2 separate regions of the Homo sapiens genome follow, and region 1 is linked to region 2. Evidence: read pairs that join two places in POLR2A ChIA-PET (ENCODE). Cell type or tissue: IMR-90. All regions are shown on one strand. Links, peaks and the distances in the headings refer to the core of each region. The heading gives the core; the rest is flanking DNA.

Region 1 (9,803 bases), core at 1,804-9,803, 440 kb after region 2:
AGCCTGCTCAGAGACACACGAATTGCCTGGGACCAAGGCCGCCACCTCCCAGCAAAGTGTTTTTTCTTGGGAGATCCTGGGTGCATGCAAAGCCAAGTATCAGACAGATCAGTTTCTAATCCCAGCTCTGTAACCTTGAGCAAGTTACTTCCCCTCTCTGTACCTCAATGTCCTCCTCTCTAAAATGAAAGTTATCGTGAGGGATTAAATGCAATGAGTGTGTCCCTGGAGCGGCCTCCCACTGGCCTCCCTGCCTCCCGCTGTCCTCCCCAAATGCCTTCCCCAGAGTAATTTTTCCAAACAGCAAGTCTGGCTGCCTCTCCTGTGTGTAAAACCCTCCAGTGGCCCCTGGGGTCTTCAGGACAAGAGCAGACTTGAGCACAGCTAGCCAGCACTGAGCCCAGTGAGCCAGGCCACACTCTCCCGCCTCACCTCTACCCTTCCAGTCATTCTCTTTGCAGATTCTCTCTCACCCCAGAAAGTGAGCCCAACCTTTGCACATGCTGTTCCTTCTGCCTGAGACTCCAGCTGTCTTCCCGATAGCCTGGTCAGCCCTTTGGATTTTTTGTTTTTTTTTTTTTTGAGATGAAGTCTTGCTCTCTCACCAGGCTGGAGTGCAGTGGTGCGATCTCAGCTCACTGCAAGCTCCACCACCTGGGTTCAAGCAATCCTCCTGCCTCAGCCTCCCAAGTAGCTGGGACTACAGGCGTGCACCCTCACGCCCAGCTAATTTTTTGTATTTTTAGTAGAGACGGGGATTCACGATGTTGGCCAGGATGGTCTTGATCTCTTGACCTCGTGATCCACCCGCCTCGGCCTTCCAAAGTGCTGGGATTACAGGCATGAGCTACTGTGTCCCGCCTGTTTTTTTTTTTTTTAACTCAGTTTTTGAATCAGCATCACATTCAGATGCATCGAAATTCACAAGGTACAGAAATGTATACACCGAAAACTGAAACTGCAAAGCTCTCTCCCATTTTTATTCTTCAGTCCGCCCAGGCCCCTCCTCACAGGCAAACCATGTGTTCAATTTATATGAATCCTTTCAGAGACATTTTATGCAAATATAAGGACATCTTAAAAAGATTATCCACCTGCTGCCTTTTACACAAAAATGTACAATACTCCCTGCATCTTTTCCCACTCACTGTAATTTGGAGCTCTTCCAGATCAGTAAATAAAGTGCTTCCTCATTCATTTTACAGAGCTGCATGGTATTCTGCTGCATGGACACAGCCTCATTTATTGATCTAGTCTCCTGTTGATGGGTATCTAGATTGTTTCTGGTGTTTCGCCATGACTTAAAATGCTTCATTGAATAATATTGTACATCTACCTGCATCTAGGGGAGAAACTATAGCATTCCTTCCTAGGCCTGAAATTACCAATTTATTATATTGCTAGATTGTATCTAATTATCCCCCATAGAGGATACCAATGGACACTTTCCCCAGCCGTGGACTGACTGATGGGTCAGTGTTTTTGAGGACTGTGAACAGTGGTCACCTCCCTCAGGAAGCCTTCCTAGACCTTCAAGCTAGCGCAGGAGCCTTGCCTGGGACCCCATCCCAGCGCCATGCATGTGGCACCCTGTATTGTAATGGACTATTTCTTTTTCTGTTCTTGTCATCGGACTGGCAGCTCCCCAAGACTTGAGACCTGAGACTTTGATTATTGGAGAGTCTTCTCAGTGCAGAGCTGAGGGCTGAGTAAATATCAGCTCCCTTTCAGCAAGCTCCCAGGGCTGGGGGCCCCAGGATGGGCAGCTTCTACTTACACCTCGTTCCCTCTGCCCCAGAGAGAGGGTCTTGGCCTCCGCCTTGACACCTGCAGGCCAGTCCATGTGTGTGGTGTTCCAGCACCGAGCCCCCTCTCCCAGCCTCTGGGGCCTCCACCTTCTCCCTTGAACAAATAATAATTGTTAGAAAAAGGCCTGTGGATAAATTATTATCGTGACCCTCATTCCAGTGCAACAAACTTTTCCTAGCTGCCAAGTGAAAAGTCAAAATTTGCATTTAAATAGAAAACGTTAGGCGGGCTGAACAGGGAGGCCAAGGCCCCCAGAGGCCTCTCTTGGGTGGGGAGCAGCAGCCCCCGAACCTCCTCAGGATCCTAGCAGCGGGGGAAACCTTCAGAGCCTGAGTTGAACCTGGTCCTTTCTGGGGTTCATGGTCTCCTTGGGGCCTATAAGTTCCGGTTTCTGCCACGGTTCCCCAAAGATCCTGCAGTCAGGCCAGATAGACCTCTTAGGTGCTCTCCCTCCATCACCCCTTGAACTTGTTTTCCTTTCTCGACCCACAGTGAGAAGGTAATCACAAACATTAAGAGCAGATAGAAACTTCACAGATCATGTTCAGAGCATAGTTTTAGAGTTAGATTGATGGGTCAGGGCTGGCTCTCTGCTATGTCGCTTAGCCTCTTCAAGCCTCAATTTCCCGATTCGTAAATGACAAATAACACCTTTTTTTTTTTTTTTTTTTTTTTTTTGAGACAGGGTTTCACTCTTGTTGCTCAGGCCGGAGTGTAGTGGCGCGATCTCGGCTCACTGCATGCTCCATCTCCTAGGTTCAAACGATTCTCCTGCCTCAGCCTCCTGAGTAGCTGGGATTACAGGCATGTGCCACTACACCTGGCTAATTTTTTGTATTTTTGGTAGAGACAGGGGTTTCACCATGTTGGCCAGGCTGGTCTCGAACTACTGACCTCAGGTGATCCACCTGCCTCAGCCTCCCAAAGTGCTGTGATTACAGGCGTGAGCCACCATGCCTGGCCAACACCTTTTTTTTTTTTTTTGAGACGGAGTCTCCCTCTGTTGCCTAGGCTGGAGTGCAGTGGCATGATCTCGGCTCACTGCAAGCTCTACCTTCCGGGTTCACGCCATTCTCCTGCCTCAGCCTCCTGAGTTGCTGGGACTACAGGTGCCCATCACCACACCCGGCTAATTTTTTGTATTTTTAGTAGAGACGGGGTTTCACCGTGTTAGTCAGGATGGTCTCGATTCCCTGACCTTGTGATCCACCTGCCTCGGCCTCCCAAAGTGCTGGGATTACAGGCGTGAGCCACTGCGCCCAGCAGGCCAACACCGTTTTATAATTTATGTGTGTGTGTATATATATATATATATATGATGTATAATCATATCATAAGTTACTACATTAACTTATTAACATTAACATGACATGACATGACATTAACATTACAATACATATTTATTATATAATAATACTCATTATTAATTATAATTTACTATAGTTAATAAATGCAGTTATTTCAGTTTGTTAGTCCAGTTCTTTTTTTTTTTGAGATGGAGTCTTGTCTGTTGCCAGGCTAGAGTGCAGTGGCGTATCTCTGCTCACTGCAACCTGCGCCTCCTGGGTTCAAGCGATTCTTGTGCCTCAGCCTCCTGAGTAGCTGGGACTACAGGCGCGTGCCACCACATCCAGCTAATTTTTGTATTTTCAGTAGAGACAGGGTTTCACCATGTTGGCCAGGATGGTCTCAATTTCCTGACCTCGTGATCTCCCCACCTCGGCCACCCAAAGTGCTGGTATTACAGGCGTGAGCCACTGTGCCCGGCCCGTGTTTCATTTCTACCTGGGTCACCGTGGACGCACCAGCTTCTCTGAGCGTCAGCTTCCTCCCTGCAAAGTGGGAAGGCTGGTGATGATCTCAGCATGTCCAGAGTCCAGCTCGGTGGTGTGCATCAGTGCTCAGTGAAAGCTCATGACCAGCTTACAGCCATTTGGTTCTCATATGCATAAGAAGATAAAGACTTCTTATTCAATTCAGCAGTTGTATCTTGAGCTCTAACTCTGTGCCCATTGCTGGTATACAGCCTTCTTTCTTAGATGTGATCAAAAGCATCCCTAGGAGGGCAGGGACACTGTCTGCATCGCAACTGTTGCATCCTGATATGGTTTTGCTGTGTCCCCATCTAAATCTCATCGTGAATTGTAGTTCCCATAATCCCCACATGTCGTGGGAGAGACCAGGTGGAGATAATTGAATCATGGGGCGGTTTCCCCCATCCTGTTCTCGTGATAGTGAGTGAGTTCTCACGAGATCTGATGGTTTTATAAGGGGCATTTCCCCTTTTGCTCGGCACTTCTCCTTGCTGCCACCACGTGAAGAGGGATGTGTCTGCTTTCCCTTCCCCCAGGATTGTAAGTTACCTGAGGCCTCCCCAGCCGGGCAGAACTGTGAGTCAGTTAAACCTCTTTCCTTTATAAATTAGCCACTCTCTAATATGTCTTTATTAGCAGTGTGAGAATGGACTAATGTACACCCACACTGCCCAGCACATAGTAGGTGCTTAATAAATATTTGTGTCTAAAAGTTGTGAATAAAAGTTGCTTTTTCTTCAGCCTCCAGGACAATGCATGGCAAATAGTAGGTGCTCAATAAAACTTGGCTGGAGGAGGGAGTGTAGGTACAGAGGAAATATATGGCTAGAGTTCTGAGTGGCTTGATCAGAATAGGCATTTGGAGCCACATGGATCTCACATGGGACCCTTCTCCTCTGTTGACACATGTTGGCCATTGCCCTACTATGTGGTCACTCTGTTGGTCTCCCAACAAAAAGCTGGGCTGAAATTCTCTAGGTGAGAGGGAACAGCAGAGGCCTCTGTACTTAGGGCTTGTGGTGCTGGGGAAAAACAGGATCTGAGTGGGAGAACTTGCACCTGACAAGGGTGGCCAGTGCCCTTGCTGGACATGTAGGTACTGCAGAAGGGGAAGAGGGGCTGAGTGCTGGAAAGATCACCAGCATCTTCCCAGAGGAGGGGACCTCTGAGATGTGCTGGCTCAGGCTCAGGACAAGGTCAAAGGCAACCATTTGTCCAGTGAATTGGGGGTCTGGGGAGGATGCCAAAACTAGGTTGCAATATGAACACGGGAGACAGGAGGTTGGAGGGTGGGGCTGCCAGGGGCTGGGGCTCCTGAACGCTGCACACACCATCAGTCTGTTATGAAGGAGCTGATGTGGGCTACACAGAAATCTAACTCATAGCAGAATGTTCATCAGACTGCTCCTCCTGCTCTGCTCCTATCTGCCAGCCTTTCCACTACTCTCTCTCCTCTCTCAGATTTCACAGCACTGGGGAGATGGATCTGTCATTATCATGCCTTCTAAGTGCTGTGTACTGAGCTACTCATTTTCCACAAGCGGAGACTCTAGCAAGCACGTCCCCAAACTACAGCAGTGGTTTATTGCACGTCCCTTGAGCCCCCCAGGTTTATACAATCATCCCATTTTAAATCCCAGCGATTGAACCAAACAGGTGTTCTTATTCCCACGTTACAGCCGAGGAAATGGATTCTCAGAGGGGTCAAGAAATCAGCTCAGGACCACGCAGCCAGGAAGCAGTGGAGTGGGATCTCAAGCACTGTGTCTGTCAGATTTTTAAACATGTATTTTTAGGGAAAACATGTCTATGTAATTTTTTTTAACATAATTAAAATGGAAGGAATCAAATATACAGTGATACATATTATTGAGAAACGTGGAGTTAAGAAATGGGTGAAAGTGTGGAAAATAGCTGCCTCTGGGAAGCAACATGGGGAGGGAGGGAGTGGGGGGTGGGGTGGGGACCCCTCATTTAGTTTACAAGCCTTACAGTGCTACTGGATTTTGTTTTTAACTATGAGCCTGCATTCCTTTTTTTTTTTTCTTTTCTTTTCTTTTTTTTTTTTTTTTTTTTTGAGATGAAGTTTCACTCTTGTCACCCAGGCTGGAGTGCAGTGGTGTGATCTCAGCTCACTGCAAACTCCACCTCCCAGGTTCAAGCAATTCTCCCGCCTCAGCCTCCCAAATAGCTGGGACTACAGGCATGCACCACCATGCCCGGCTAATTTTTGTATTTTTAGTAGAGACGGGGTTTCACCATGTTGGCCAGGCTGGTCTTGATCTCCTGACCTCGCAATCCATCCACCTCGGCCTCCCAAAGTGCTGGGATAACAGGCGTGAGCCACCGAGCCTGGCCGCCTGCATTCCTTTTACAGAAAATAAAAGATTAATTATAAAAAGTGACAATTTCCCATAAAAGACTACCTAAACCGTCTTCAAGGTCCTCAGGGGGAAAGGAAGCTCTCAGCAGCTCAGGTCCCACCCCAGCCCATGGAGGTCAGATTTCTAATTTTTAAGGTTGCACGGCATCCCTCCAGCCTGGCCACATCTTGTCCCCAATAATAGACATGGTGGTTGTTTCCACATTTGCAAGAAGCAGCCAGGCTGAGAGCTAGCACGGATTCTCAGCCTCCCTGGTACCGACTCTGGGCTCATCTGACCTTATACTTGGTGGGACCCCCTAAGGGCAGAGGCTGGGCCCCACCCGCTTTCTACTCCTGGTACCCAGCTCCTGCCCTACCACAGTGACCTTCCTCCACAGCAGGACTGACCAGGCAGACCAGAGCCTGTCCTTGGTCTCTCTGGTTGAATTAGAGGAGACAGAGAATTGCCCAGATAAACTTCCCTAATTACAGTCAGTAATCGGTCCTCTGAAGGAGATCGCCTGTGCTGAGAGTTGGCAACAGGGAGGGCTTCCTGGAGGAAGTGACATTTGTGTTGACCTCTGAGGGCATGGAGAGGCATGAAGCCAGCCAAGGTGCTGGGAACAGATGTCTAAGTCAAGGGAACAGCATGGATGAGGGCCATAAGAAGGGAAGAGGTTGGTTGTCCAAGGAACCACCTGGACACCAGTGTGGCTGGACACATGGGAGGAGGGGAGCAGGGAGAAGGGAAGATGAAGGAGGAGGGAAGGGAGGAGGGAAGAAGAGGCAGGGAGGGGAGGAGGCAGGGAAGAAAGAGGAAGGGAGGAAGGAGGAGAGGTGGGGAGCGGGAAAGAGAGATATAGGGAAGAGGGAGACAGGGAGGAGGGAGCAGAGAAACAGGGAGGAGGGAGGAAGAAGGAAGGGAGGGCCGGGCCAGGATTCCCCAGGGGACCTTGTCTCAGCAGGATGAGATCAGTGCTCAGGGCTGCCAGGAGGCCTTGGTCCTGGGACACCTTACCTGGGAGAAGAGCTGGAAGCTCTGAGGGCTGGAGTCCCCTCAGTGGGCAAGAGGAGGTGCTCCCTAGGCTGGACAGGCCTAAGAGAGACACCCCAATGAGCTAAGCCCCACGGAAAGGTTAACCAGGTTCCCGCTTCCCTCACTAGAGTCCCTTTACACATTTACAATGTACCAGTCAAACCAATTAGCCATAAAATGTTGTAGGGACTGCATTTTATTGGATTCTGTTCAACTCAGAATTGGTTAAATAATGTCTGCTAAGAAAAATAAAAGCACCACACAAGACCCTCCAGGTGGGGGTCCCTGGAGGCCTGTGGTGCAGCTGGGGAAATGGGTTGGACCTGGGCTGGGAAAGGTTGTGCTGAACTTCTGTAAGGACATCTCTGCCCACAAAAAGTGGGGGTGGTGGTCCTCACAGATCTTTGAGCCCCCCGTGGGTCTCAACCTTATCAGGTCATTCGAATCCCTGGGGAACTTTTGAAACCGACAGCATGAATGCCTGGGCTGCCACCCAGAGCGGTTGCATCTGAACTATGGAGCAGAGCACCATTCACCTCTCCAAGTCCTCCCAAGGGGATCTGCTGTGCAGCTGGGGCTGGCTCTACTCCAGTGTCTCTACTGGGGGTGATGTTGTCTCTGCACCCAGAGGAGGTTTGGCAATGTCTAGAGATGTTGTTGGTTGTTACAACTGGAGGGGGCGGCTGCTGGGATGCAGTGGGTAGAGGCCAGGGATGCTGCTTGACATCCTGCAATGGACAGGACGGCTCCCCAACAGGAACCCTCCAAGCTCAAGCATTAGTAGTGCTGAGGCTGAGAGACCTTGAACTGGTCTAATCTACCTGTTTGACAGATGAGGAAACTGAGGTTCAGACCGGTCAGTGGGGTGTATCTGGGGTCACACAGAGCCTGGCAAGCAGGGCTCATGAATGTCCATCCCTGGGTGGTGTACCTGACACTGCTAAATGCTCAGGGTTAGAGATTGTTCTGTTAGATTCTGCAGGCCAAGGTGATCAAGTGACTTTGACGGACATAGCCTGACCCAGGCTGGGGTGAGTCTGAGGGTCTGAGGACTGTACCACTTCTATACGTTGTTCATCTTCCCCTGAGGAAACTCCAGACAGAGCCCATTCCTCTAGCAGGCTTGACCCCAAAAAATGGTTCCACAGAGGGCAAGAGAGGCCTGTTTTGATGTTGCAGAGGGCACAGGCCTGAAGAGGTTTCAACCCCATGCCTTTGGTCATGGACTGCCGAGGGACCATCCATTTGGCCATTTGTGCATCCTGTGGGGGTAATCTGAGCCGTGTGCAGGGCTGGGGGACCAGGCTAATTGCAGGCTTGGAGAAAGCCACATTGAGCAGTGACGGCGGGCAGTCGGGCAGGCGTCTGGGGCCGGGATGGTACCTGATTAGCTAAATTGCCAGCACCTGCTTGCTTTTATTGCAAACATAAACACGGCCGTGCAGACAATCGCCAGCGAGCCTAATGTTTTCCGCGTTTGCCACATCTGCAAGGTCCAGGGTCGGGCAGGGGGAGGCTCAGGCCTCAGCAGAATGGGAAGACAGAGAGAACTGGGTGAAAAGGCGCTGGATTAGGCACTGGAGGAGGGAATTCACACTTGGTGAGAGGACACTTCTGTGGCAGGCACGGCGCGAGGCCTTTCTATCCCCGTGCAAAGACATCTGACCCTCAAAGCCTTCCTGCGAAAATAGTATCACTTTTCTTTTTGGGACTCAGAAAAGTTAAGCGATGTCCTCTGAGTGATGTAGCCAGGAAGCAGCTGATACAGAATTTGTATTCGGGTCTTTCCGTTTCCAAAGCCCCTATTCTTTTTACTAACTGGAGATAGGGAGTCCTGGGGGTTCCTATTGTGATTTATTTAACTTTGCATCTGCAGCACCAAGCAATTAGCCAGTGATTGCGTGTGTGTTCAGGAAAAGAAACACTATTTCTAGTCTTCCCAGTAATTTGCTAGGCGACCGCAAATTTGCCATTTCTTCTTTCTGTGCCTCAGTTTCTATATCTGTAAAGTGGTCATCTAGTTGCCTATCTTCTGCTTTCTGAACTGCGGGACAAGGAGCATGGTGTGTGGGAGCTTAGCCTGCAAAGTTGTCTGAGATCAAGTCCAGCACTGGCTGCCATCACCCACTGAGGCTCCTCCGTGCTTCATGGAACAGTGTCGGCTGTCACGTCGGTCGCGTGATCCCAGGATGAGTCCGAGGCCTGCAGGACCCCACCACGGCTAAGGCAATATTGACTTCAGCCCTCTCTCAGCAATTGGCTGACAAGACAAACGGCCAAGGAAACCATTTCAAATTAACTCCGTCTCCATTACAGGCGCTTTTATTAAGATAAACTATTTGGAGGATGTTTACAGGAGAGAGCCCTTTGGAGCTGGCCAGAAGGTCAGAGGGAAAGTCGGACCGGACTGCACAATTGTCATTTGCAGGCGAGCGGCACTTCTCTCAGATTCAAATGTGCGTCTCTCCCAGTCAGTGACAGATGCTTCAAGCCTGTGACATGCTTTGTCAGAATTTCATTTGTCCGAGCAAGCTTCAGCCTCGTTCTTGGCAGATGCCAACGATAGGGGAGCGTGTGCGTTTAAATTCCCTTCTGCAGTCCTTGGAAATGAAGTGCGGGTATTTCTCCATCAGTGCAGAGGAAATTGCCAAATGTGTCCTAGAGCCCAGGAGAAGGGCAAATTTTCATTCATTCATTCATTCATTCACTCACTCATTCATCGCTCCCCTTGCTGATTATAGTAACTGGTTTATTAAATAGTTCTTGTTGTCATTTAGTC
Region 2 (8,000 bases), core at 1-8,000:
CTAGTTCAGGAGTTCGGCGGGTTCCAGTTCTTAGCATCATGTAGGTCCTTTGCAGCTTGGCCTGGGAGCTTCTCAGTACCCATGCTGCACCACTGCGTTCTGGCCAGTGAGGGTCTGGACCAAGCCCCTGGGGGGACAGCTGTGGGAGCACTTCTGGAGGCTGGAGCAGCCCTTGAAGAGCACAGAGTTGCTTTTCTGGCCATTTTGGAGTGTAACAATTTGAAAAAGTAATATATGTTGTTATTAGAGATATTTGCCAGCAAATTTCACTGAAGTGGAAATATTTCTATGGAGAAATAAAGCTGCTCCATCTACTATTAGCCTCTGAAACACACTGAGTGCTACCTAGGGCTGTTTCCACCTGGATTTGGAACTTAGAACCAACAGTGACCTGTCCCCTTGGCTGAGTCCCTGCTCATTTTGTAATAAGTGTATTAACGCCTGCTCGTTGAATAGCATCAGGAAGACACTTCCAGAACACTGCATATTAAAGCATCCTGAACCCAGGCGGTCTAGAGGTCTGTGTTCTACAAAATCTGAAAGCCAAAATTATACTCCATTTGCAAGGCTGTGCTGAGAGGCCAAAAAGCCAGTTGCTTAATTTCTTGCTTTTGATGGGAGCACAGGGACTTTCTGCCTGATACGCTGTTGGGCCCTAGGGACATGTCCCGAGGCTGCCCCCAGTGGTGGCAGCTGGTGGACCTTTCCTGGCTCACTCAGGAACCAGGGACTTTGGTTTCCTGAGCTGGCTACAAACGCCCGCTGTGCTCTTTCCCTCCCGAGCCTCTACTGGCTGGGAAGGGAGGCCTGGCTGATGCTGCCCCTGAGCCCCTGGATCCGCACGCGGCTGGCCTGGGTGTGGCTGTCCGTTCTCCTGTGTGTCCCCTGCTGACTCTTGCTCCTCTCCCCTCCCAGTCAGAGCCGCGGGCCTGGTGTGGCGCTTCCTAAACAGTGATCAGCTCATGTTGCATAACAGCCTGTGCTTGAGTCTAAACTCTCTTCTTTCTCTCTTTCTTTCTTTTTCTTATAATCTGCTGGCCGAAGGCTGTTAAAAATATGGTTGGAATGGTGAGTACTACTTTAAGTAGCAACTGTTGTCAGGTGAGCCCCTCAACCCACCCACCCCCGAGTTCCCCTGGGCAGGCTCTGAGCTCGGGGTGCACGTGCTGTCAAACGGAGCCACACGGGCTGCGGCGCCCCCGCGGGTGCGCACTGCTGCTGGACTGGCGGCCCGTCCCCTTCTCTGCTCTGCCTCCCCTCTTCCTGCTCCGCCCTTCTTGCGTCCTTGATTTGACCTCCTGAGGTCCACCAGACAGCAGGGGCAGAACCAGCTTTCAGTGAGTGTCACTCTGTGAACCCACACACAGACCCCTGAGGAGAGGCCACAGACCCTGAAATCTGAAAGGAAATGGACACTTGAGTGGGTAATTCCTCGAGCTGTGAGGCTCTAAGATGTAACCGGGTTCCACTTCGCCATCCACCTCAAGGTCCTAAAGATGACTTAAGAAAGTGGGAGGTGGCCGGTCCCCTAACTCACCCCTTCTACTCTCCATGGCCTCTCCTGTGAGGCTCTCCCACGCCTGAGGGAAGACACAAGGCTGGAAGCAGAACCCGGCCCCGGCCCCAGGAGGCCACACAGCCTCTTGCCCCAATGCCCCATGAGCTTCCCACAGAGAGGACAGCAGGACAGTAGGTATGAATGCACCTGAAAAAGAATCTCAAATGCTACACTCATGAGAGGGTCATTAGCGATGCCAGTGACAGGTGACATAAGAATAATGGGTCGAGTCTTGAGGTGGGCTGGAGGGGAAGGAGACACAGGGTGCTCACGCTGTCCCCCCTTCCTCAGCTCCACCAGGTGCTGGTTCAGCTCCAGGCTGGCGAGAAGGAGCAGGACTTGGCATCAGCTCCCATTCAGGTCTCCATCAGCGTCCAGCTGTGGCGGCTCCCGGGATGCCACGAGTTCCTGGCAGCTCTAGGTAGGCAGAGAATCCTTGACTTAAATGGGTTCTTGAATTCCATCTTTTAAATCTCTGTTTTTCCTCCTGGTTTCTGTTGGGCAAAGTATCTCAGTGTCTTCTTAAAATATTATCTTAAAACAGTTAACTCAGGCTGGGTACAGTGGCTCACGCATGTAATCCTAGCACTTTGGGAGGCTGAGGGGGAGGAACACTTGAAGCCAGGTGTTTGAGTCCAGCCTGGGCAACACAGGGAGACCCCATCTCTACAAAAATTAAAAAAAATTAGCCGGGCATGGTGGTGCATGCCTGTAGTCTCAGTTACTCAGGAGGACTGAGGCAGAGGATCTCTCTTTTTCTTCCAAAAAAAAATTAACTTAGATTCCAGTGGTTTAGCAGGATTCCCAAATGGTACAAATGGCTTTGTGCCATTTCCTCTGCACTGTGATTTCATCTCTGTCATTTGTGCCCATTACCTTAACATGAACCTGCTAGACTCTAGTATTATTGGAGGTCAAGTGTTATTAGGAGCTAAAGAAAACTAAAATTAGAGTCATAAGATGATAATGGTTTCAGTGTTGTCCTCTGTCAACGGGTACTCAAAACTGGCAGGAAAACAGTACTATTGAAACCACCTCTGAGAGACCATGGGTACCTAGGACTGCACATAGCAGGGGCCTCAGTCAGTGCAGGACACTCGATTTCCCTTTTTTACCATTTGTAACGTGCAGGTGTGACTCCTGACATATTGCTGTGTACCTGTAATGGTGCATCTGTTGATAGAACACAAGAGGCTGTGAGCCACTCCCCTCCTGCCCCACTTAGGGGCCCAGTGACTGGCTCGGGAACCATTCACTCCACAGGTTTCTTTTGAACACCTGTTATGTGTCAGGCAATGTTCCAGGCACTGGAGATGCAGCAGTGAGCAAAAGACTAAATTCCTACCATCCTAGAGCTTGCACTCTACTGGGAGAACACGAACAAACCTAATACAGTGTCTAAGGGACGCCTTAGGAAGCCAGGGAGCACCATGGCAGGCAGAAGCAGATGGGTGGGAGCAGGGCCAGGACAGGCCCACAGAGACTGGGATGTTTGCAGGAGAAAGTGCCAGGCCGAGGGAACAGCCACGGAGGGGTCGGGGCGGGGTAGGGGGCAGGGCAGATCTGTGGGCTGTGATGCCAGGGAAGGCCTTTGGATTTTAAACTGAGAGAAGTGGACACCCTTGAGAAGATGGCACTGTCTGACCTCACTGTTACATGGATGAGCTGTCAGACATGGCCCGACAGAGAATCCTTAAAAATGCTTCTTTCCTGCCGGGTGCGGTGGCTCACTCCTGTAATCCCAGCACTTTGGGAGGCTGAGGTGGGTGGATCACCTGAGGTTGGGAGTTTGAGACCAGCCTGACCAACGTGGAGAAACCCCGTCTCTACTAAAAATACAAAAATTAGCCAGGCATGGAGGCGCATGCCTGTAGTCCCAGCTACTCAGGAGGCTGAGGCAGGAGAATCATTTGAACCCAGGAGGCGGAGGTTGCTGTGAGCCGAGATCGCGCCACTGTACTCCAGCCTGGGCGACAAGAGCAAAAAGCTCTGTCTCAAAAAAAAAAAAAAAAAAAAAGCAAGCTTCTTCTCGCTCGGGGTCCCACTGTCTAACCTGTTTTGTGGGTGACCTTCCCCGACCACCTCAGCTCAAGGCTGGCTCCTTGTGTTTTCAGACACGTCGTGTATTGTGAAGGTAAAGTGGGGAGCTACAGTGCCTCACAGGGGTTCTGAATCCCCTTGGATTAGAAGCTTGGCATCCTTTACAGGTTGCATTACTTGGTTTTTTATTTTTTTTTAACTTTTTTTGTAGAGATTGGGTTTCACCATTTTGCCCAAGATGGTCTTTTTAAACTCCTGGGTTCAAGCAACCCTCCCACACAGCCTCCCAAAGTGCTGGGATTCAGGTGTGAGCCACTGCTCCTGGCCTACATGCTTTTCTTCTGTGGGTTTAAAGCATCATTTTCCTGGTGTAAACATAGTAAATTTCTATGTAGGCAGCAGCAGATGGACGCTAGACTGAGAAGGGCTGGGTTCCCATCCGGGATGCTTCTCTTGTCACTTCTGTGAGAAGCCATAGGGCAAGCCTTGGGGGGCACTGCCACGAGTGAGTCAGCAAGAGGAAGCCACAACCACAACCTTTTTTTTTTTGGAGACAGGGTCTTACTCTATTACCCAGGCTGGGGTGCTGGAATGCAGTGGCGCGAGCTCAGCTCACTGCAATCTCCACCTCCCAAGTAGCTGGGACTTGAGGCATGCACCACCCACGCCCAGCTAATTTTTGTATTTTTTGTAGACACAGGGGTTCGCCATGTTACCCAGGCTGTTCTCCAGCTCCTGAGCTCAAGTGATCTGCCTGCCTCAGCCTCCCAAAGTGTTGGGATTATAGGCGTGAGCCACCGCACCTGGCCAAGACCTTGCTTTATAAAGGAAAAGCTCTCTTCCTCATGGAGCCTGAGGCTCCCTTTGGTGTGGGGGTGGTGGAGCCAGGCTTCCTCCCCTGCACACTCCCTGCTTTTGAGGTCCCTTTGCCAGATACATCAAGAATAGTACAGAAGGAAACCCAAAAACTCTTAACACAGGCTGTCTCTGGTGTTGGGATTATGGGGGACTTTAGTTGATGTTCCAGTTATTCTCTGTATTTTCCAAGAGCCACTGATACTCAAGGGGCGAGTCGGTCTGCATGCATTTGCAAGCTTTATGGCCTTTTGACATACAGCTCGGGGAGGAGAGTGGTGTCCGGTAGGCCTGTCATCTGGAGAGAGGTGGCTGGCTCGCTCCCAGGGCTCCAAGGCTCCAAGAAATGCCCCCTTTCCAGTCCTCAGCAATAAGCACACACCTTCACAACCCAGCATGGGCTGTCAGAGATGGAGAGGACTCAGTTCTGAGCAACCCCATTTAAATCATTTTGGTAAAAGTAGAGGTTTCTAATGGAAGCATTACATTGATACTATTCATTATTGGTTTTTAATGCTGAGTTCTCTGATTATGTCTTCCTGTTGCTTTCAGGGGCTGTTTACTTTCAAATTCAGAGGAAAATGTCCCATAGTGACCAGAATGCTCCTCTAGTGAACCTAATTCCTAAGGGAATGATAGTCTCCAGATCCCCGAATACAAGTCAAAAGGCTGGCTGCCTAGATAGAGAGACGGAGGGGTTTCTCCTTTGGTGAATGTGCTGTTGCTGAGTCACGACACATAGCATGCTGACAGTAACATCGTGTACTATGGGCCCCCTTACTTTAACACTGTGAGGTCAGAGGAGAGGGTGTGGCATCGTAGGTACCCAGCACTTTGCAGTGTTGTCAGGGGAGTTCAGTGATCTACCCAGTGCTCTCAATGCAGGGACCAGGGATTCTGAGTGAAGATTTTCAATGCTGAAGACTCTTCAGGCCCTAAATTCTTGCTTTGTGGTCCCTGTCTGTATTAGTCTGTTCTTACATTGGTATAAAGATACCATTCGAGACTGGGTAATTTATAAAGAAAGGAAGTTTAATTGACTCACAGTTCTGCATTGCTAGGGAGGCCTCAGGAAACTTACAATCATGGCGGAAGGCGAAGGAGAAGCAGGCACCTTCTTCACAAGGTGGCAGGAGAGACAGCACAGGAGAAATGCCAGACACTTATCAAACAACCAGATCTCGTGAGAACTCCCTCACTATCATGCGAACCAATCCAATCACCTCCCACCAGGTCCCTCCCTCGACATCCAGGGATTACAACTTGAGATGAGATTTGAGTGGGGACACAGAGCCAAACCATATCATCTGTGGCCATAGCATCTGCACTTGGCTTCTCCCCAGGGAGACATACTTGCAGGTGTCCCTGTAATGTCTCTTAATGTGTCTAAGTACCACGTCCACAGTTTGTTAGCCAGCCTCTTGCTCAGGAAGCTCCATGCCCTGTGTTACACCTGCTCTGAGTCTCATTAGAATCCTTAGAATTAGGGAGCAGCACCCCTGGGCTTTGGCAGAGGCAGAGAAGTCACTGCAGATCCCCCATTGTCAGCGATCATTTCAAAGCCCACGGGGGCAGACACTGAACATGCATGAAGGCATTGTCTTTGCCCTTGAGAAACTTCACCTCACCATGCACCAGCTTTAAATACTGCTGTCAATGCTGAATGGAGTGGCCAGTTTTTGTCCTGGACAGTCTTTATATAGACTGTACTTCTGTGAAAAAAAAATGGAAAAGAAAACATGTGAGTGAGCCTTACTGAGTTCTGGTCCATAGTGCTTTCCGTGAAGGGACAGAGGAGAGCCAGGCAGTGAGAGCCACACACACGCCAAATGGGGGCTGCGTAGAGTGGATGTTCTGGGTGGGGCAGCCCGACCCCTCTGCCACATGACCAACCTCTGTGCAGACATGGGGAAGCCCCAGGCCCAAATGCTTGCTGAAGGGCCTTGCAGGCATTCCATGAAGTTGCACAAGGAGCCCTATAGCGCTCATGTTCAAGATCTGGAATCTTCCCGAAGGAAGCAGATGCTTATATTCTTTGTTCCTCTAGGTTTTGATCTCTGTGAAGTTGGTCAGGAGGAAGTAATCCTGAAAACCGGGAAGCAAGCTAATCGACGGACTGTGCACTTCGCGCTCCAGTCCCTGCTGTCTCTGTTTGGTAAGAGCCTGCCCTCAGACCAGTTCTCCACCAGGGCCTGCCATGCTCTCCCTGGGGGCCGACACCAGCACATACATTTTGGGAAGCAGAAGAAAAGTGAATCAACATTTTTTGTGTATGTTTGTTAGGGAACAGTTAGGGACTATTCAGGAGCAGGAAACAAAAACTCCCTGCTCTCATGGAACTTGCAATGTATGAGGTGCTGGCACGTGCTCAAGCAGGGCAAGGGACTGGAAGTGAGAGGGTGGTGGCAGAGCAGACGGGAACGCGGCGACAGGTGTGCCTGTCCTCTGTGGGGCCACAGGGCCTGACCGGAGCGGACACTCAGGTCATGTGGGCCTGGGAGATTTCCAGGCCCTGGGGACACACCCAGCCCGACTGATGTTCTTAAGGGCCAAGCTGGCTACAGTGGGAAGAGCAAATGCTGGCTTGGAAGGTGGTTATGGTTTGCAGGTGGAACCAACGGAGTCTGCTGAAGGTCATGACAGATGGGTCAAAGTGGTATCCTGTTTTTTATTTGGAAGAACTGCCAAAATGGGATTGCCCTCTGCTGAGGTCAGGAAAGTGGCAGGAGGAATGGGCTTGAGTTCCATCTGGGACACATTCGGTTTGGGGATATCCATTAGGCATCCATGCAGGCAGCTGGTACGTGAGTTTGGAGTTCAGGGGAGAGGTTGGCATGGAGACAGAAACATGCATGGCATCACCCGGGGTGCATGCGGGTCGGAGGGGAAGAGGATTGTGTCCTGTGGGCATTCCAGGGTTCAGAGTGACAAGGATGAGGAGGGGCCTGTGGAGGAGGGGGTGGTGAGGGCAGGGTGTGTCTCTCTCACTGCAGAACTGAGCAATGGACTCTGGATTTGGCAGTGTGGACCTCATTGGTGACCTTTATAAGAATGATAGGGACTAAAACCTGAATGGACTAAGTTGAGAGAATGGGGGAGAGGCAGTGTGGAGAGCGAGTGTCGGTGATGCCAGAGGGACTTGCTGGGATGGAGCTGGAAAGGAGGGCAGGAGATGTCACAGACTGCTCACATGCCCCAGCTGAGCAAAGGGCCCCCACCCCAGGAGCACGGCCAGCCCTGCTCAGAGGAAGGCGGATACAGGGTCATGCTGCTTACCCTGACCCCGCATGTGACAGGGAGCAGAGTGGAGATGGGCCATGGTGGGTCTGGGGTGGGTGTGGCTGTGAGCTCTCCTAGAATGATTTTGTCCCTATGTTAGATTTACTTTTTCTAACAGGACCATGTTTTTGAGGATTGTAAGATTAATATGAGTAGCTCTTGCATAATTCTTTGCTAGCTTCTATGCATATAAAGATGTCGTAAATTTTGAAAGAAAAATCAAAACCATATAGAATTCTAACTGTCCTTGGGGCCCTTGTGTTTTGTG

The links. Peaks named below come from ENCODE experiments on the same cell type or tissue, not always from the same donor. Only the 100,000 strongest peaks of a DNase experiment are listed, where the experiment ranks them.
Region 1: POLR2A ChIA-PET joins it to region 2 with 15 read pairs; 2 of 35 experiments call an interaction of 5 or more read pairs at or near these places.

The regions. Positions count from the first base shown.
Region 1 is chr22:27,540,615-27,550,417 of GRCh38, reverse strand. All of the region lies in intron 1 of LOC105372981 (a long non-coding RNA gene), which reads left to right. Among named protein-coding and RNA genes, the nearest start is that of CPMER, 170 kb to the left of the region's middle. RefSeq lists enhancers at 7,856-8,356, 8,357-8,857. In IMR-90, for the core only: no CTCF peak of the experiment used is centred there; no DNase peak of the experiment used is centred there; H3K27me3 peaks cover 4,580 bases.
Region 2 is chr22:27,983,857-27,991,856 of GRCh38, reverse strand. TTC28 (tetratricopeptide repeat domain 28) reads left to right here. Exons shown (of 23, transcript NM_001145418.2): 20 at 1,045-1,068; 21 at 1,850-1,979; 22 at 6,501-6,608. The region is part of intron 2 of TTC28-AS1 (TTC28 antisense RNA 1); the gene reads right to left. Among named protein-coding and RNA genes, the nearest start is that of MIR3199-1, 67 kb to the right of the region's middle. In IMR-90, for the core only: a CTCF peak has its summit at 679; a DNase peak (open chromatin) is centred at 4,126; H3K27ac peaks cover 601 bases.